2 separate regions of the Mus musculus genome follow, and region 1 is linked to region 2. Evidence: chromatin loops called from intact Hi-C (ENCODE). Cell type or tissue: heart. All regions are shown on one strand. Each heading gives the region's core, and the rest is flanking DNA. Links, peaks and the distances in the headings are about the cores only.

What was found. Peaks named below come from ENCODE experiments on the same cell type or tissue, not always from the same donor. Only the 100,000 strongest peaks of a DNase experiment are listed, where the experiment ranks them.
Region 1: it touches region 2 in a loop (2.0-fold over the local background); 2 of 42 quality-filtered maps call a loop at or near these places.

The regions. Positions count from the first base shown.
Region 1 is chr5:8,538,202-8,548,481 of GRCm38, reverse strand. It overlaps Rundc3b (RUN domain containing 3B), which reads left to right. Exons shown (of 11, transcript NM_001347311.1): 6 at 166-246. Among named protein-coding and RNA genes, the nearest start is that of Abcb1a, 24 kb to the left of the region's middle. In heart, for the core only: a CTCF peak has its summit at 4,859 (motif pointing left); no DNase peak of the experiment used is centred there.
Region 2 is chr5:8,654,574-8,664,853 of GRCm38, reverse strand. Abcb1a (ATP-binding cassette, sub-family B (MDR/TAP), member 1A) reads right to left here. Exons shown (of 30, transcript NM_011076.3): 3 at 4,632-4,773; 4 at 4,122-4,192; 5 at 260-308. The coding sequence starts at 4,186. Among named protein-coding and RNA genes, the nearest start is that of Gm31157, 36 kb to the left of the region's middle. In heart, for the core only: no CTCF peak of the experiment used is centred there; a DNase peak (open chromatin) is centred at 4,433; H3K4me3 peaks cover 965 bases; H3K27ac peaks cover 386 bases; H3K27me3 peaks cover 316 bases.

The sequences.
Region 1 (10,280 bases), core at 1,204-9,203, 120 kb after region 2:
TTATTTATGTAATAATGTACTGACTTGAATAATATTTATTAGTATTGAAAATAGAACATTTAAGGTACTTATTTATAACAAGTAACAATTAAATTATGAAAAATTCCTATGAAGTTATAACTCTATGATTTATGAACTAACATGAGTGTTTTTCTGCTTTCTTAGCTTCTGCCTAAAGGGAGAAGGATTAGATGGCACCTTCCCTGCTGTGATAGACTATACACCATATTTGAAGTTTGAACAAAGGTACTTGCCATTTTGAAAAGTAGTTGAAATCTTAATTGTAACTTAATGCTTTGAATAAGTTTTACCTGATTTAAACTTTGTATGCAACATTAATTTCTTACCAGAAATTATTAGTCAGAACTATGATTTGGTTTAGTGAATAAAGTGCTTGCCTTACAAACAAGAATTTCTAACTTAGTATCAGTAAAAGTCACATAAAAGATAGCCATAGTGGGATGGGTTTGTAACCTGGGCAGTGAAAGGCAGGTGGTTCCCCAGAACTCATGGCAGGGCAGTCCAGCTGAACTAATGAGCTGCAGACTCTAAGAAAGAGACCTAGTCTCAAAAAATAAGATGGAGAGCCATAGAGAAAGACACCCAAAGTTGACCTCTGTGAATGTATACACACACACACATACACACATGGGGGGGGGCATTGAGAGATTATTAGTGAGTTCAGCCTCTAATTGCATTTTCAATATTTATGAAAAAGCACAACTTTTATCTTAATCTTCGTGTGTAGCTTAAATAAAAATATCTATATTACTATCGTAATTATAAAAGAATTGCAACTATTTCTGCTCTGAAATATTCCACTGAAACTTCAGAACTATAGTTCATCTGAGTATGGTCCATTTTGAAGAAATAAATTTCCCTATCATTTCTAATGTAAAATTTCAGTTATTTTAGGTAAATTCAATTACAAGTTCACTGACCCTTAACCTTTACGTTTATTAAAAAAAAAATTGTCTAGCAATTAATCCCACTACTAGTATGTGTAACATTGTGTAAGAACTCTGGATTTCCTATAATTTCATTGAAATTTAATTAAATGAAATCTGTAAATATTTTTTAGTTTCCTAATCTTGCAAACAGCATGAAAAATCTATTATACTTAAACATTGTAGTCAGGCCAAAGTTATAAGGTACTCTGTAAATTATATATACATGTAATAAAGGGATATAAGTATTCAATGAATATGTGTTGCATATCTAATCTAGGAAAGACATTTTCTATGTCTGTCTGTCTGTCTGTCTGTCTCTCTCTCTCTCTCTCTCTTTCTTTCTTTTGAGACTACAAGGTCTCTCTCTAGCCCTAGCTCTTCTGGAACTCACTATGTAGACCAGGCCAGCCTCTAATTCACAGAGATCCACCTGCCTCTGCCTCCTGCTTGCTGGCACCAAAGGCGTGCGCTACTATGCGTAGCTTAAAAAGACATTTTCTTTTTGTTTTTGTTTTTTTTTTGTTTTTTTTTTTTGGTTTTTCAAGACAAGGTTTCTCTGTGTAGCCCTGGCTGTCCTGGAACTCACTCTGTAGACCAGGCTAGTCTCGAACTCAGAAATCCGCCTGCCTCTGCCTACCGAGTGCTGGGATTAAAGGCGTGTGCCACCACGCCCGGCTAAAAAGACATTTTCTTAAATGCCAGTGTGTGTGTGTGTGTGTGTGTGTGTGTGTGTGTGTGTAAAACATTAGAAACTTTTGAATGAAAAGTACAATTCCTGACTCCAAGCAAACCACGCACTAGTAAGAGATTTCTTTCTTTTCTTTTCTTTTCTTTTTTTTGTTTTAAGTTTTATTGCATTATGATGAGAAAAATACATAATTTCAATTTATCTGAATTTGTTAACATTTAAAAACATATTTTGAGTAAATAGACTTTTATCACATTCTTCTTTTCCTTTTGTACCCCAACTCCTCCGGGAGAGCCCCCCCTTCAAAACCTGAAATACCTTTCGTTTTTTATCATATTCTTTAAAATTCATAAAATATTATAACAGTAAAAATGAGTGTTATATAAAAGTTGTTTGATATAAAACAATTAATTGAACAGTCTTATGTAGATGTTTGTCTACAACAATACTGAAAATATTTTCTCAATATAAATTTTAAATAACTCCAAATATGTTAACTGTATGTTATTTTAAAAGAATACATCACTATTAGTTTTTTAATGAACAAAAATAGATAAAGTCTCTTTGTTTGTTTTGTTTTTAGTAGAGCTCTTGGCTCTTACTGTGGTACAAACACAAAATAAGAACAGTTTTTGGACATTGGAGTTCATTGTAAAAAGGCTGTACTTGAATGTCTCTCACATCACCAAATGATTTTACCTCTCCAGAGTAGATAAGCTAAGAGTTGACAGTTATGCTGCTCAAGAAATGAATTGTAGGTACAATTTTTGGATACAGGTTTTCTGCTATAGTTAAAGCTATTTGACTTGAGTGATTGTCGTCATTCTCAGCCCGCAGGAAGCAGGTTACATTCATTTAAGAAATGGTGTGTGTATTAAGATGGTCTATCCATGAAGTCATTCATCAACTGTTTCAATAAACAATGGTTCTGCTTAGAGGGTGGCACAGACAATAGGTGAGGCTAAGATTCTGGTTCATTGGCTGTGATGATTTTGAAAAGCATACATCTCAGAAAAAGAGTAACCTATAAAGTATTCTTCTACATAATTGATAAAGTAATTGTAAATATCAAGCGAAGCCTTCAGTCTCACTCTTTGCTGGTTATGCCCAGTTGTACCTGCCCTGGCTATGTCTGACTGGAGCCTGTCCTTCCTGTGATCCTGGTTGTGTAAGAACTCTCCGAGTCCAGCTGTCTCTGTGACCCTGTGGTTCTGGGATCCAGGATCCTGAGATCCTCGGTGTGTCTGAACTCCTGGGAGTCAAGCTGCCTTTGGAACCTTGAGATCCTGGTGTGACCAAGCTTCTAGGGTCCTGTGATCCTCTGATCCTGGCTGTGGTAGAGCGCCTGGGAGTGGAGCTGCGTCTGGGTATTGGGCTGGCTGTGGAGCTTGTGCCCAAGGTCTGCTCAGACAGGCCCGAAGGAACCCGTGCCACTTGTCTGGCAGAGTTCCTATGTGCCTGGTTCCGCTGGTCCCAGTTACTCCCGGTGTTGGGAACAGATGCTGTGTCTTCCTCACCTCTGATCCTCAAGAGATTTCAAGTAAAAATATTTGTAACTTTTCTGGGGACTTGTGTTGACAGCAGACCAGAGCAATTATTCCACCTAAGAGTAGCCTGGCCGAGCGTGGTGGCGCACGCCTTTAATCCCAGCAGGGGCGACAGAGGCAGGCGGATTTCTGAGTTCAAGGCCAGCCTGGTCTACAAAGTGAGTTCCAGGACAGCCAGGGCTATACAGAGAAACCTTGTCTCAAAAAACCAAAAACCCCACCCCCACCCCCCAAAAAAAAGAGTAGCCTGGTGTCCCACTGCCTTTCTTGCTGTTCGTACCATGAGCATGGGTGAGGGGTTACTGCCAGGGAAAGGGTGAGTGTAAGGTAGCAGGTTCTCTGGAAAGGCCACATTGCTGCCTGCCATAGTGGCTCTTAGACAAATGTTCCCCTTGAACTCAGAAATCCGCCTGCCACTGCCGGGCCCCCCCCCCCCCCCCGCCCATGTTCCCCTTGAGCGCCCTGCACAGCTTGGCCTGAGCTCCCCAGAAGACTTTATGAGTAGAGGGACTTCTGTGCTTTTGGAGTCTTGTAATGTTAATTAGCTTGCTGAGGTGTTGTAAGCCCCCTGCAGGGTTCCAAGGAAATAGCTACACATCAATCAGTCACCAGCTGGGATCACCCTCACCCCAACAGGCAAAATGGAGCTGATTCATAAAATACTGAAGTGTCTTATGTCTTGTATAAAGGATTCAAAGTTGAGAAGCAAAATCTAGTGAGGAGCCAGTTAGCAATTCTGACATGGAGGTGTCCCTTGCGGAGTGTTTGAGCCATGCTGATTGTTACTGAGAATCCACACACAGTCTGGAATTGGAATTGCCTCATTGACTTGGGAGACAGTTTTTTAAAAATCTGTAAAGTTCCTAATGTTCTTTAACTTTTTCATATAACTAAATACTGTATGTTGGTAAGTTTTTTTTTCACCATGATCCCTCCTTTTCCCACTCTTTCACTCCTTGAACCTGTGTTTCCTAGATGGTTTCACTTCTTCTTTATGTCACATACACACATGACTTGATGTAGCATTAAAACATCTAGGAACCACTGTGTTTACGTCTCCCAGGATGGCTAAATTCACTTAATATGATTATTTCCAGTTATTTCCGTTTTCCTGAAAGCATGATGTTGTTCTTCTTTATGGCTGAGAAAAATTCAGTTAAGTCTATGTACCACATGTTCTTTGTCCTGTCTACTGTTAGAGGATCCCTAGGTTGGTTCCAGAATCTAGCTAAGTGCATTATAAACATGGTGCAAGTGTCTCTGTGAGGCTCTGACTTGGAGTCTGCAAGCCCAGGAGCTATATCTGGCTCAGGTGGTAAATGTAGCCTTGGGCTTTTGAGAAACCTTTGTGCTGGCTTTTATTCCTCTGAACTATTTTACATTTCTGCCAAAAGTGTATCAGCTTCCCTTTCATTCACATCCTTGCTAGCGTTCATTGTTACCTCTTTTCATTTTCTCCTTCAGTCTACGCTCTCTTTATTTTTACTATAGTATTTTTATCATTTCAGAATTCTGTTCATGAATGCAATGCATTTTGACCGCAGTCACTCCAGCCTTCCCCTTAACTCCTACATTCATCCCACCCTCTCCCGCTTGAACGTCATATCCTCTTTAGTAGTCTACTAACCCCCTGAGTCCACTCTGTGCTGTCCATATGCTCACACATGTGGAGCCATCTACTGGACATGGCCCTCTTACCAGAGACCATGCCCTTAAACGTTGACCTGTCTTTGTCCAGCAACAGTCAACTACACCTGAGGGCTGAAATGTTGACAGGCTTCTAACTTAGTGCAGCAACTACTGCTGCTATGAGCTCAGGAAAGCAGTAGTCCTCTCAGATCCAGGAGAGGAGATGTGCTTGAGTCTTCCCTAACCAAGTTCATCTCACAGTCTTTGTACAGTCTTTCCTCCTTGAGGTCCCTGAACCTTGTGGGTAGAGGTGTGATACAAATGTCCCATTTATGACCAAGTACTCCACAGACACTTATTCTCTACACACTGAACAATCATGAGTCTCAGCCCCCAGGAAACTTCTCTGGTGAAGTCCAGGGGCTGCACCAACCTATGGGTATAAAGGCACAGATTTAGAAGGAAGTTGATACCATGTCCATGCAGTGCACTAAACTAACAGTATAATTAACAATAATAGCCTTATCTTCAGGGTCTATAAGTTCCCCAGTCATGGGTTATTGGCCAGACTTGCAGTACTAGGCATGCATTTCCTCCTGTGGCATGGGCCTTAAGTTTGTGTTTCCTTAGAATATCCTGGTGTTTCATCTCCCCTTGGATGTAGTGTAGCCTGTCCACTGCTTTTAGTTTCACATCTCAGTTTTCCTTCCTGGGCTCCCAGCTGCCTGTCACACCTCTCCTTTCTAAAGATTGAATTTCTGACTCTGGCAAATGATGAATGGTTTCTTCACGGGTCAGTTCACAGATGCCGGTTACACCTCTGGGTGGTGTGGTAAGAGTGCATTTGAGAATGCCCTCCGTACCTCAGAGCTGTCCTTTGTAGGGTTGAGTCATGGAAGTTAATCTTGGGTTCATAAGTTTTGTTGTGACTGTTGCTGCTTGTAGTCTGAGTCTATATTCCCCTCCAGACTCTGGATCCAGTCAGGTTTCTCCCTCACTGAGTTCTTACTCAGTTACTTCCTCCCTAACAAGAATTATTTTGTTGGCCTGGTTTTAGTGTATGGTTCTGTGACATTTGCTCTGAGTTTACTGAAAGTGCAGTTCTTAGAGGGTTTCAGGTCATTAGATTGCTCACGTAACAGTGGCAATCTTTTTTTTTAAATGTCACAGACATGGCTGCACTATCTTTTTTTGCTACTGCCAAGCCTCTTCTATCTGACTCCTCCCTCTCTTCCTTCTTATGGAAATGTCTGGAACTACTTTCTTAAGTTACCAGTACCTCTTCACTGTAGGCGAATCCCCAAATTTAGCCCAGGGATCTTAATTTTTAAAGGACATCTACATTAGTTACTTTCTTTTTTTTTATGGCTAAATATCTGACTTAAACTGCTAACCATTTTTCTCCCTAAGTGTAGTGCTCCACACTGAATGATCCCAGCAAGTGACTGGTTGAGGTACGATGAGCTCAAATTCAGGGCCAGCCTGAACTCCATAGCAGGGCAAGAAAAAAACACAATTTTCTGACTTAAACAAAGGAGAAAAGATGTATGTGGCTGTCAGTTTTAGAAGATCCAGCATGTGGTTCTTTGGTGTCATGCTCTTGACCATAACCTCATGATGACCTCTCACTAAAAGGCACAGAAGAAGTAGAGGAGAGAGAGGAAACGGGGAGTGGTATACTCTTCAAAAATACTCCCAGGAACCTCCTCCCACAGCTATGCACCCTCCTGAGGGCCTGCCTCCTCCAGAGGCAATTCTGCCAGCTTCAAAGTGAGAGCCCACACTGGGTGTGTGTGGATACTTCACATTGAAGCCCGAATGCTATGAGAGTCTCACCTCCACAGTGCTGCCTTTAGATTAATTAGAGAGTAAGACATATTCACTGAGGAAAATGAAAGTACAGAAAGGTAGACACAATGATTCTGTCACTAATTACCCTCAAGAAATAGCTGTTAGGAGCATTTCCAGTTTTTTTCTAGGCGCAGACATATTTTCCTTAATAGAGATGCAAATAATAGCCAGCCGCAGTGCTTTCTCCTTTAAACAGCATACGGGAACAATCTCACGTGTGCTGAACCTTCCTTCTACAGCAGCATTCACTACACTGCACACATGTTAGTAGTTATGCTTACCTGTTAGACTTTTAGAGAGTGTTCATTTATTAATACTGCATGCAGTTTTATAGCAAACAAGTTTATAGTTTTTTTAACATTTTATATGGAAACAGGATTTTCTCTTACATGAAAAGAATTCCTAACAAAGCATAAAAGTTCAAGGCCTTTCTACACCCTCCTTTGCTTTGAATAATAACACAGCAAGCTGATATTTATTAAAAGCTTCAGGCATTAAGATAGGCTAGTTCTCAGCTCCTGCAACTAGGCTGGCTTGGCCTACTTTCCAGCCATGTGGCTTTCCTGCCATCTTGGTCTCCCCCTGGTCTTCTTTTTCATTCCTGTTCTGATGGTGACTGCCCCATAGTGACTCCTTCATGGTGAACTCTGAAGTCTCATCTTAACTTCCCTCCCAGCTATAGACCGATCAGCTCAGATGCGATGGAGAACAGTTTTTACACAACATTGAGACAGGAGATGCTTGACAATGCCAGTGTCTGGAATACAACCAGCTCTCTGGGCACAGTAATCAGTACCTGATACGCAGTGCACAGAACCATGCAAAAGCAACAGAGGAATTCCTGGGACAATTAGCATATGTTTTATTAAAGTTTTCCAAATACACTGTAAATTTTCCATTCAGAGAGACCATACAATTTCAGTATATCAGGTATATTTGAGGATGCCTGCTTCTTACTCTTTCCACATAAGTATTAAAAGTGAGGCAAAATTTATAAGAGAAAAATTATATCATATTGTTTTGATTGCTGGTAAAGTTGATTATTTTACAGTGTTAACTAAAATGCCTCTCTTTAAGTGAAGATATATTCTTCTGAAACTATAATATGAAATAAATAGGAAAATATTAAAACATATTACATATTTAATTCACTGTTTCAAGGTGTATACCAGTAAGAAAATAGTTGTTTTTATCAAACTGCTACTTGATACAATACTAACCATTTTCTCACTGAGTGGAGTGCTCCACACCTATGATCTCAGCATGTGGCTGACTGAGGTAGGATGAGCTCAAAATCAGGCCATCCTGGACTATATAGGAGAACAAGAAAAAAATACCTTTTTCTTGAATATACTCTATGCTGAAATTTTAATAGGTATTAATTGTTTTTATTTTATGGTACTTTAAATCAGCTTTTCTGTTTTCCCCATCAACTCTTAATCCCTCCATCTCTTTATTATGAGAAAGAGAAAAAGAGAGAAAGAGAGAGGGAGAGAGGAAGAGAGAGGGAGAGAGAGGGAGAGAGAGGGAGAGAGAGAGAGGAGAGAGAGAGAGTGGGAGAGTAAGAGAGAAAGAGAGAGGGAGAGAGGAAGAGAGGGAGAGAGAGAGAGAGAGGGAGAGAGAGAGAGAAGGAGAGAGAGCGGGAGGAAGGGAGGGGGAGAGAGAGAGGGAGGGAGGGAGAGAGAGAAAGAGAATGAGAGAAGGAGAGAATGAGAGAAGGAGAGAAGGAGAATCATTATTAAGAAGGGTAGCCTAGAGCTTACTCTATACCCCAGGTTGCCCTCAAGCTCAAAAGCATCCTGCCTCAGCCTCACAAAGTGTAATAACAGGCTTTGGCACCACACATGGCTTTAGGTTTTTTTGCACATGTTTTCAAAAATTATTGTATACTTTGTATGTGTGTACATGCATGCCCGTGAACATGTGGTATGCATATGTGTGTGTGGCTATGCATGTCATAGCATGCATACAGAGGACAGCATGCCAAAGTCAATTCTTTTCTTCCACTATGTGGTCTATGGGGATTAAACTCAGGTTCAGCCTCTGCAGTGAGTGCAGTATCCACTGAGCCATCCCCCTGGCCTGTTTTTACTTTAAATCAGAATGATTTCAGCATATTATCTTTTCCTTAAATAGTCTTATTTCCTGAAGAGTAATATTTCCACATACAGAATTACTGAGTCAGACCATGTCTGATTACAAATGTCATTAAACATCCCTTTCTACACAGTACATCCCAAGTTCTCTGTACCCTTGCTCCTCTCAGCATGGTTAATACATTGTTTTGTGTGTAATACCAGCCTTTGACCTGTGAACTATATCTGATCCTTTCTCTTCTATTCTTTGTCCCAGCAATTGTTCCCTCTCCTTCATTATGCCTTTCCTAGATCCTTTCATACTTCATAGTTTAAAAGACAAACTGGAAAGCAAACTCCCTTATTACACAGTCACAACCCAGAACATGTCAGATGATCCAGAAATGTAGGGATTTTTCTCCACCAGCATGTATGCCTGCAGCAGATACCAGCTGGGTGTCCTGTAGCTCAGCTGAGTTCCTGTGCTGTCTGCCTACTTCCCCTCTCTGTGAAGCACTTCTTCCTCCAAGGTATGAGAAAGAGTTCATCTGAAATAGGATGTTCTCAGGCAGGGTCAGAGTGATGACCAGTTGTAATAGAAAAGGCAGGGGAGGGTTGCGCTATAACTCTTGCTTCTGTGGCCTGTTTAGGAAGAGACATTTCTTACCTGTTCCTATCTGTAACAGATGAATAGAGTGAATGAGGCCAGGATGTAAGAGGAGGGAGAGAAGGAAGAAGAGACAGACAGGGACAACAGAGACACTTGATTCTGTTTTCTGAGATTTCCAGTACCCCAGTATTAGAATCCAGCCTTTCATCTTTATTGCTCTGAAGCTGTTCCAAAACTGCTTCAGGAGCCAAGGACAAAAGGCCAAATAACATTAACCTTATTGTTCTAATCACTTAGGAAAAAACAAGGACTATGGGAGTTATAAGCCAGGAACTATGAATGCAAATAAGTAAATAAAAGGGGGCATTGGGGTGCCTTCATCCCCAGTATAGACCCTTTTAAATGAGGCTCCAAGGTTGTCTACCCAGAAAGTCAACAACCCCAACCTATCACAGCAGTATAAACCTAAGGATATTAAGTTTGTAGTTGCTTCAGTTCTCTGTGCTTTTAGCCACATGACATCATTGTCAAATCTTAGCAACTCCACCTTAACCTGCATCTGAAGTTTTGCAATGGCCTCTGTGGTATCTCCCTTTGGCTACTGTAGTTGATCCTTGACAAAACAGCCTAGTATTCTCTTGAGCTCTGAGTCATATTTTACTCCGCTTTAGAAAACCCGTATTAACTTCTTTCAGTGTAACGCAAAGTAAAAGGCAAAACTCTGGGCTTGTCTGTGAACTCCTCTGTTGCCGGTCCTTCCCACAGAGCCCAAGAGCGGGTCTGTGTCTTGAGCACTCTAGGCCTGCCTGCCCATCAGTCCATCAGTGTCTGAGTTTTTCCCTCCTCTACCCAGGAAAGAGGTTGCTAGGTTACTTTTATTTTTACCATTCTCTAGGCTTAGATGAAAGAGTAACTAGACCAACAACCTGT
Region 2 (10,280 bases), core at 713-8,712:
AAGATGCCTATGGAAGCCATAAATCAGAGAGATACCTCATAAGGAGAATACAGAAATCTAGGCAGGAAGGGGCACCTGCTAAGTCGTAATTCACATGTCAAATTATAAACCGCCTTCCTTTGAAAATAGGACTCTAATCATTTACCTTTATCTCCCCATCACTAAATATTTATCTCCAATAGCATATTGTTCCAGGCGAATTACCTCTTTTCTAGGAGCAGAAGGAGTGACATTGGCGGGCAGTATAGTAAAAACTCACCATTGTAAGCACACTGACTGCTGGTTTCTTTTCTTTCTTCTCCTTTTTACTGAAAATAGAGCAGAATAATTAGATGAAACTTTAAAAACCTTATACAAAACCTTGCAATTACTAAATCAACTTACAGAGATTTTGTTAAATGACAAGACAAAATCCAAAATTGACTATTGTTTTAGTCAATAAAAGCATAATGGTATGGCATTTATGCAGTTTAAATGTAAATATATCTTAGAAATCTACTTATGTGGTTACCGATGAGAGCCAGGATTTCAGGATTTTTTGTTTGTTTGTTTTTTTATTTTTTACTTTTTTGGTATTAGATGATATCTTTCTTTCTTTCTTTCTTCCTTTCTTTCTTTCTTTCTTTCTTTCTTTCTTTCTTTCTTTCTTTCTTTCTTTCTTTCTTTCATGTTTTCCTCATTTACATTTCAAATGCTATCCCCTTCCCTAGTTTCCCCTCTGAAAATCCCCTATCCCCTCCTCCCTTCCCCTGCTCCCCAACCCACCCACTCCCATTCCTGGCCCTGGCATTCCCCTATCCTGGGGCATAGAGCCTTCACAGGACCAAGGGCTTCTCCTCCCATTGATGACCAACAAGGCCATCCTCTGCTACATGTGCAGCTAGAGTCACAAGTCCCACCATGTGATTGATGGTTTATTCCCAGGGAGCTCTGGGGTACTGGTTAGTTCATATTGTTGTTCCTCCTATAGGGTTGCAGACCCCTTCAGCTACTTGGGTGCTTTCTCTAGCTCCTTCATTAGGGACCCTGTGAGAGCCAGAATTTTTATATATTCCTCATACCTTAGACATTTCTTAATTTTCCTCACATACACACACTTTTTACAAGACACACACACACTAAACGTGATGTTTTGTATTTTATTCTAATTATGACATAGTTTATGCTTTTAGGATTGGTCCCCTTTACTATCATAGATGTCCTGTCTGTAGACAGAATATTATTCCTGATCATCCCCTTTCCTAATAAAGCTCCGTGACCATCAGACGCTGAACACAACTGCCTAAGAAACACAGTAATTCAATCACCGCGAGGAAATCTCATTGAGACAGGACGTCTGCAGCTCTGAGTGAGCCATTACAGAAAGAGATACAATGTAGAAAAGATGCGCTGTAAGCAATCAGAAAGCTGTCCTTAGACAGAAAGGGTCAGTTCTCAATTTTAAACCCAGATTCAAATATCACACTAACCCATTTTCACTCCATGTAACAGCCACCTAGGATGTAAAAGCAAACTAGCCATAACAAGTCTTATTTCCTTGTGTACAAACACTGTCAGAAAAGAAAAGCCGTGCTTTTACGAGTATTTTTAAGTTCAAAAAGTAAATTTTCCTTTGTTTTTCTTTTGACTAATATTAAAAGAAAACAACATTCAGTAGCTTTCACAATCTATGTCCACTTTACTCTTTTTAGATACTCACTGAATTTGGGTAGACCTGTGGGTCATTGACCCTTGGTACCCCAGGCACAGATTGCACGCCTGGTGTGTGTGTGTGTGTGTGTGTGTGTGTGTGTGTGTGTGTGTGTGTGTGTCTAGCACTCAAATCCTTATGCTTTTTACAGACAGAAGGATCATCTCCATGCTAATAAAAAGCTTTCTAAAGAAAAAGCTTTTTCCTACATTAATTTGGCTTGATGTTAAATGGACACTGAACATACTATATAGAAACATCTTCACATTTGGTTCCACCCTATCCCAGTAAAGAACCAGTCAGTGTCCCAGAAGCCAGGATGAGGAGATAAATAACTATACATGACAGAATTTTAGTTCTAAGCTTTTTTCCATTCTCTAAAACTGATGCTACTTGGAGATGTTATAATAATATCCCAAGCACTAAGTAAACTTTCCTTACACAATTTGTAAACAATTCCAAGGAAGGCAAACTTCATCTTTCTTTCAGGGGTCAGAAAACTGCAGAAGAGTGAAGTCCCACAGCTGGGACAAAAGCCAAGGCAAACTCCTGTAGTTACAGGAATAACCTCCGAGCTGCTAGATACATCCTCAGATGTTCATATTGTAAAAGCCAAGACATCGTATGGCTTGGAAAATTTATTCCCAACTCTCAGCCCTCCTAGATTATCCTCTACCCCTATCGTCAACAACAAATTTTTACAGATCAATTTACTAAACATCACTCTAAGGCACTTATATAGAACTCAGGGCCTAGGTTTTGAACTGCAGGACCATAAGACAAACAAACTCAGCAAATCATTTTTACAAAGAATGTATGCAGATGCATATAGTCCAGGGATCATTTGTTATTCCAGCATTGTCTGTCAACCAAGCTAAATGCTTCACTATGATCCTTATATTATAAAACAGGGGTATTGACAACAGCCTAAAATCAGTGGTGATGAGCAGTTCTTATGGAAAAAAATCTGTTTGAATTAAAATCTGTAGGGAGTGTTGACATTGGTACCCGATGAAGATCTGTGTAGGACTGGACACTACCATTTCCTTCCACAAGATCTCACCTTACTCAAATGTCTAAGTGTTTGTGCTGCACACAGTTCTTTAAACTAGGCTACCTTCCCTCCACTATGTGTCTTCTTTCATTATATAAAGTTTTTATTATTGAAATATGAAATAACAAGAAAATGTAAAGGCTAGTATATAACTCACCTAGATACATAAATTACAACATCTAACAATATTTATCCATGCAAATGGTACATGTTATTAATTGTTAAGATTCTGTCAAACGTTTAAGCTGGAAATATTATATAGTATTCATATATTCTACTCTCATTATCATATCTAAGAAACAAAACTTCAATGTTGAGATTATTTAAAAATCCATCCCACAGAGTTCCCAAGTGTGCTTTCTATAATTTTTTTTCTTTACTGAACTCTGAGTTAGAGCTCACATAACAAGTTTGCTGGTTGTGTAGCCTTACTATCTCTTATACCAGAAATTCCCCCTTACCATGATGGGATCCTATCAAAGGGGTCCCAGGGTTGTATCTACTTTGGACTGAACACAGAAGGCAGTGTGTAGTGAGCAATGGTATTTAGAACCCAGATCTGTTGCTTAGAGCGCTCATTTCTACTCTCCCTTCTGGTGGACTGAAATGAATTCTAACGTCATAAGTCAGCACACTTTGACATGTTTGGTGGCTTCATCAAGTAGGCAAGTTACCTCAGCTTTCTGTCTCAGACGCTATCTGATGACATTCTTAACTTGTGGCCTAAGAGAAGCTTGTGATCTACTTGCTTAATACAGCCTCAAAGACTTAAAAGAGTCACAGGAATGCTAGGTCAGACATAGAGGCAGGTTAATAATAAGGGTATTATGGGGGCTGAAGATTGCCTATGATAATTTTTCAACAGTCTTACCCCTCCCCACCATTAAAGTTCTAATCACTTACTTAGCCTTTGTAGAGATTTGAATATAAGATGTGGCTTCTTTCGGTGGTAATACAACCTTTTTATATAGAAATAGTCATTGAGAGCTAAACAAAATGTTATTTGGATCTCTTTTCCTTCTACCACAAACGTGATATCTATGGTGGCTTTATTAGAAGCAAGATAATGGGCCACAGTGAGCGCCCAAACAGCATATGGCTCAGGTGCGTGAGCGATCAACAGCGCTCATAAAGCCGAGGTCATAAAATAAAAAGATGTGAGCAACGCTGCTCTAGAGGCTGAATTCACAGAATCATTGATTGATCTGTCACACACATTTGAAGGACTGCTCCAAGCGAGGAGTTCCTTCCAAGGGCTGGTTTACATTTCTGAAGTCTGAAATAACACCCACTAATCAAGTACAGTGCTGGAGGCTACAAACTAATTGCCCGAATGTACAAGACAAGTAAAGTACGAAAGTGAAACAATCTGGCTACCTCTTTTTGCCCATCTTTGAGAAGTTCTTGTCTGCTCTTCCCTTAAGGTCCTCTTCAAGTTCCATCACGACCTGGGGAGAAACCACAGTTCATTAGCCAAACACGGGGACCAGAGTTTATGCAAAGCTCACTGCCCCGCAGAGCCCAGTGGTGAGGAGGAGCCCCGCCCTGATGCTGCCGGAGAGGGCCTGGAGGTAACTCACCCGGGGAATCCCGGGAAGCTGTGTCACCTGCGTGGACCGGGTGCTCGGCTCTAGGTCCGGCCACCCCGCCCTGCTGGGTCCCCTCCGCCCTGGCGCGCTCCTCCACCAGCCCCTGGCTGCGAGCTGGGCAGCGAGATCCACAGCACAGGGCTGGCGCGGAAAACACCGTCCTGAAAGCTGATGCTGCGGGTGCTCCTGGAGCGACTTGTGGCTGTCGCCACTTGGTCCCCACAGACTCACGAGGACGCTGACACCCGGACCAGGCTCTGGTATCCGGAACACCCGACCCTTCCTAGGAAATGCTTACCTCACGTGTCTCTACCTCCCGGTTTCCTCTGCAAAGTCCACCAAGATGTAGACTTTGGAAGAAGCGGCTCTGAGTTGAGCAGAGCCTTGGAAGATGGGACCAGCAGCTCCTGGAAACCGCTGTTCCACTGTGCCTGGGCTTTCTGTGGACAGGAGAGTAAATTTAGCATGCTCAATCTACGCCCAGGCGCAGTCCCGCCCAGCCAGTGAGTTTGACCTGGAGGTTAACCAGCTCCCGGCCCAGCTTGACTCAAGTATTATTGCTGGAGAAATTGCGAAACAGGTTGGATTTGTAGATGAAATGTGCAGTCTGGTTTCCCCTCTCAAAGGTCAATTAGACAAACTCATATCCCCGAATCATTAGAGACACACTTGCAAGAGTCTCATCTCTACACGGCCATGCACATGTCTATATATAGAGTTATGTGTTTGTAGATATGCACTTGGCCTTCTGCATTTGGCTAAGTTAAAAGACGTATTCTATGCATAACATCTAACAGACAATTAAACAATGGGTACAGACCTTGCCTGTCAGTAAATTTCCCTTCTTTGAAGCACTCTTGAAAAGGTAAGAGAACCCCCGTGCAGGGGCTTTTCTTCAATATAGTTCACAGTTCCTCAGGTAGATTGGTTTATTTCTTTTATTAAACAAAACAAAGCAAACCAGAAAGAGGACAGTCCCCAGTATATAAATGGAGTATTTCAGTGTAAAATGGTATTTAAAAATATATAATATTTTGAACTTTTAGGTACTAAACCAATGTCCATGTTTTTCCAGGGCATCTGAAATTCTTACAGTTCAATTGGAATTATTAAACATAACTTTTTTTTTCCAGTTTCATCTTATTTTTATTTTATTTTTTTTTCCATTTTTTATTAGGTATTTAACTCATTTACATTTCCAATGCTATACCAAAAGTCCCCCATATCCACCCACCCCCACTCCCCTGCCCACCCACTCCCCCTTTTTGGCCCTGGTATTCCCCTGTACTGGGGCATATAAAGTTTGCAAGTCCAATGGGCCTCTCTTTCCAGTGATGGCCGACTAGGCCATCTTTTGATATATATGCAGCTAGAGTCAAGAGCTCCGGGGTACTGGTTAGCTCATAATGTTGTTCCACCTATAGGGTTGCAGATCCCTTTAGCTCCTTGGCTACTTTCTCTAGCTCCTCCATTGGGAGCCCTATGATCCATCCATTAGCTGACTGTGAGCATCCACTTCTGTGTTTGCTGGGCCCCGGCATAGTCTCACAAGAGACAGCTACATCTGCGTCCTTTCAATAAAATCTTGCTAGTGTATGCAATGGTGTCAGCGTTTGGATGCTGATTATGGGGTGGATCCCTGGCTATGGCAGTCTCTACATGGTCCATCCTTTCATCTCAGCTCCAAACTCCGTCTCTGTAACTCCTTCCATGGGTGTTTTGTTCCCAAATCTAAGGAGGGGCATAGTGTCCACACTTCAGTCTTCATTCTCCTTGAGTTTCATGTGTTTAGCAAATTATATCTTATATCTTGGGTATCCTAGGTTTGGGGCTAATATCCACTTATCAGTGAATACATATTGTGTGAGTTTCTTTGTGAATGTGTTACCTCACTCAGGATGATGCCCCCCAGGTCCATCCATTTGGCTAGGAATTTCATAAATTCATTCTTTTTAATAGCTGAGTAGTACTCCATTGTGTAGATGTACCACATTTTCTGTATCCATTCCTCTGTTGAGGGGCATCTAGGTTCTTTCCAGCTTCTGGCTATTATAAATAAGGCTGCTATGAACATAGTGGAGCATGTGTCCTTCTTACCTGTTGGGGCATCTTCTGGATATATGCCCAGGAGAGGTATTGCTGGATCCTCCGAGAGTACTATGTCCAGTTTTCTGAGGAACCGCCAGACTGATTTCCAGAGTGGTTGTACAAGCCTGCACTCCCACCAACAATGGAGGAGTGTTCCTCTTTCTCCACATCCTCGCCAGCATCTGCTGTCACCTGAATTTTTGATCTTAGCCATTCTGACTGGTGTGAGGTGGAATCTCAGGGTTGTTTTGATTTGCATTTCCCTGATGATTAAGGATGTTGAACATTTTTTCAGGTGTTTCTCTGCCATTCGGTATTCCTCAGGTGAGAATTCTTTGTTCAGTTCTGAGCCCCATTTTTTAATGGGGTTATTTGATTTTCTGAAGTCCACCTTCTTGAGTTCTTTATATATGTTGGATATTAGTCCCCTATCTGATTTAGGATAGGTAAAGATCCTTTCCCAATCTGTTGGTGGTCTTTTTGTCTTATTGACGGTGTCTTTTGCCTTGCAGAAACTTTGGAGTTTCATTAGGTCCCATTTGTCGATTCTTGATCTTACAGCACAAGCCATTGCTGTTCTGTTCAGGAATTTTTCCCCTGTACCCATATCTTCAAGGCTTTTCCCCACTTTCTCCTCTATAAGTTTCAGTGTCTCTGGTTTTATGTGAAGTTCCTTGATCCACTTAGATTTGACCTTAGTACAAGGAGATAAGTATGGATCGATTCGCATTCTTCTACACGATAACAACCAGTTGTGCCAGCACCAATTGTTGAAAATGCTGTCTTTCTTCCACTGGATGGTTTTAGCTCCCTTGTCGAAGATCAAGTGACCATAGGTGTGTGGGTTCATTTCTGGATCTTCAATTCTATTCCATTGGTCTACTTGTCTGTCTCTATACCAGTACCATGCAGTTTTTATCACAATTGCTCTGTAGTAAAGCTTTAGGTCTGGCATGGTGATTCCGCCAGAAGTTCTTTTATCCTTGAGAAGACTTTTTGCTATCCTAGGTTTTTTGTTATTCCAGACAAATTTGCAAATTGCTCCTTCCAATTCGTTGAAGAATTGAGTTGGAATTTTGATGGGGATTGCATTGAATCTGTAGATTGCTTTTGGCAAGATAGCCATTTTTACAATGTTGATCCTGCCAATCCATGAGCATGGGAGATCTTTCCATCTTCTGAGATCTTCTTTAATTTCTTTCTTCAGAGATTTGAAGTTTTTATCATACAGATCTTTCACCTCCTTAGTTAGAGTCACGCCAAGATATTTTATATTATTTGTGACTATTGAGAAGGGTGTTGTTTCCCTAATTTCTTTCTCAGCCTGTTTATTCTTTGTATAGAGAAAGGCCATTGACTTGTTTGAGTTTATTTCATATCCAGCTACTTCACCGAAGCTGTTTATCAGGTTTAGGAGTTCTCTGGTAGAATTTTTAGGGTCACTTATATATACTATCATATCATCTGCAAAAAGTGATATTTTGACTTCCTCTTTTCCAATTTGTATCCCCTTGATCTCCTTTTGTTGTCGAATTGCTCTGGCTAATACTTCAAGTACTATGTTGAAAAGGTAGGGAGAAAGTGGGCAGCCTTGTCTAGTCCCTGATTTTAGTGGGATTGCTTCCAGCTTCTCTCCATTTACTTTGATGTTGGCTACTGGTTTGCTGTAGATTGCTTTTATCATGTTTAGGTATGGGCCTTGAATTCCTGATCTTTCCAAAACTTTTATCATGAATGGGTGTTGGATCTTGTCAAATGCTTTTTCTGCATCTAACGAGATGATCATGTGGTTTTTGTCTTTGAGTTTGTTTATATAATGGATTACATTGATGGATTTTCGTATAATAAACCATCCCTGCATCCCTGGAATAAAACCTACTTGGTCAGGATGGATGATTGCTTTAATGTGTTCTTGGATTCGGTTAGCGAGAATTTTATTGAGGATTTTTGCATCGATATTCATAAGAGAAATTGGTCTGAAGTTCTCTATCTTTGTTGGATCTTTCTGTGGTTTAGGTATCAGAGTAATAGTGGCTTCATAAAATGAGTTGGGTAGAGTACCTTCTACTTCTATTTTGTGAAATAGTTTGTGCAGAATTGGAATTAGATCTTCTTTGAAGGTCTGATAGAACTCTGCACTAAACCCATCTGGTCCTGGGCTTTTTTTGGTTGGGAGACTATTAATAACTGCTTCTATTTCTTTAGGTGATATGGGACTGTTTAGATGGTCAACTTGATCCTGATTCAACTTTGGTACCTGGTATCTGTCCAGAAATTTGTCCATTTCGTCCAGGTTTTCCAGTTTTGTTGAGTATAGCCTTTTGTAGAAGGATCTGATGGTGTTTTGGATTTCTTCAGGATCTGTTGTTATGTCTCCCTTTTCATTTCTGATTTTGTTAATTAGGATTTTGTCCCTGTGCCCTTTAGTGAGTCTACCTAAGGGTTTATCTATCTTGTTGATTTTCTCAAAGAACCAACTCCTCGTTTGGTTAATTCTTTGAATAGTTCTTCTTGTTTCCACTTGGTTGATTTCACCCCTGAGTTTGGTTATTTCCTGCCGTCTACTCCTCTTGGGTGAATTTGCTTCCTTTTTTTCTAGGGCTTTTAGATGTGTTGTCAAGCTGCTAGTATGTGCTGTCTCCCGTTTCTTCTTGGAGGCACTCAGCGCTATGAGTTTCCCTCTTAGAAATGCTTTCATTGTGTCCCATAGGTTTGGGTACGTTGTGGCTTCATTTTCATTAAACTCTAAAAAGTCTTTAATTTCTTTCTTTATTCCTTCCTTGACCAAGGTATCATTGAGAAGAGTGTTATTCAGTTTCCACGTGAATGTTGGCTTTCCATTATTTATGTTGTTATTGAAGATCAGTCTTAGGCCATGGTGGTCTGATAGGATACATGGGACAATTTCAATATTTTTGTATCTATTGAGGCCTGTTTTGTGACCAATTATATGGTCAATTTTGGAGAAGGTCCCGTGAGGTGCTGAGAAGAAGGTATATCCTTTTGTTTTAGGATAAAATGTTCTGTAGATATCTGTCAGGTCCATTTGTTTCATAACTTCTGTTAGTTTCACTGTGTCCCTGTTTAGTTTCTGTTTCCACGATCTGTCCTTTGAAGAAAGTGGTGTGTTGAAGTCTCCCACTATTATTGTGTGAGGTGCAATGTATGCTTTGAGCTTTACTAAAGTGTCTCTAATGAATGTGGCTGCCCTTGCATTTGGTGCGTAGATATTCAGAATTGAGAGTTCCTCTTGGAGGATTTTACCTTTGATGAGTATGAAGTGTCCCTCCTTGTCTTTTTTGATAACTTTGGGTTGGAAGTCGATTTTATCCGATATTAAAATGGCTACTCCAGCTTGTTTCTTCAGTCCATTTGCTTGGAAAATTGTTTTCCAGCCTTTCACTCTGAGGTAGTGTCTGTCTTTTTCCCTGAGATGGGTTTCCTGTAAGCAGCAGAATGTTGGGTCCTGTTTGTGTAGCCAGTCTGTTAGTCTATGTCTTTTTATTGGGGAATTGAGTCCATTGATATTAAGAGATATTAAGGAAAAGTAATTGTTGCTCCCTTTTATTTTTGTTGTTAGAGTTGGCATTCTGTTCTTGTGGCTGTCTTCTTTTTGGTTTGTTGAATGATTACTTTCTTGGTTGTTCTAGGGCGTGATTTCCGTCCTTGTATTGCTTCTTTTCTGTTATTATCCTTTGAAGGGCTGGATTCGTGGAAAGATATTGTGTGAACTTGGTTTTGTCGTGGAATACTTTGGTTTCTCCATCTATGGTAATTGAGAGTTTGGCCGGGTATAGTAGCCTGGGCTGGCATTTGTGTTCTCTTAGTGTCTGTATAACATCTGTCCAGGCTCTTCTGG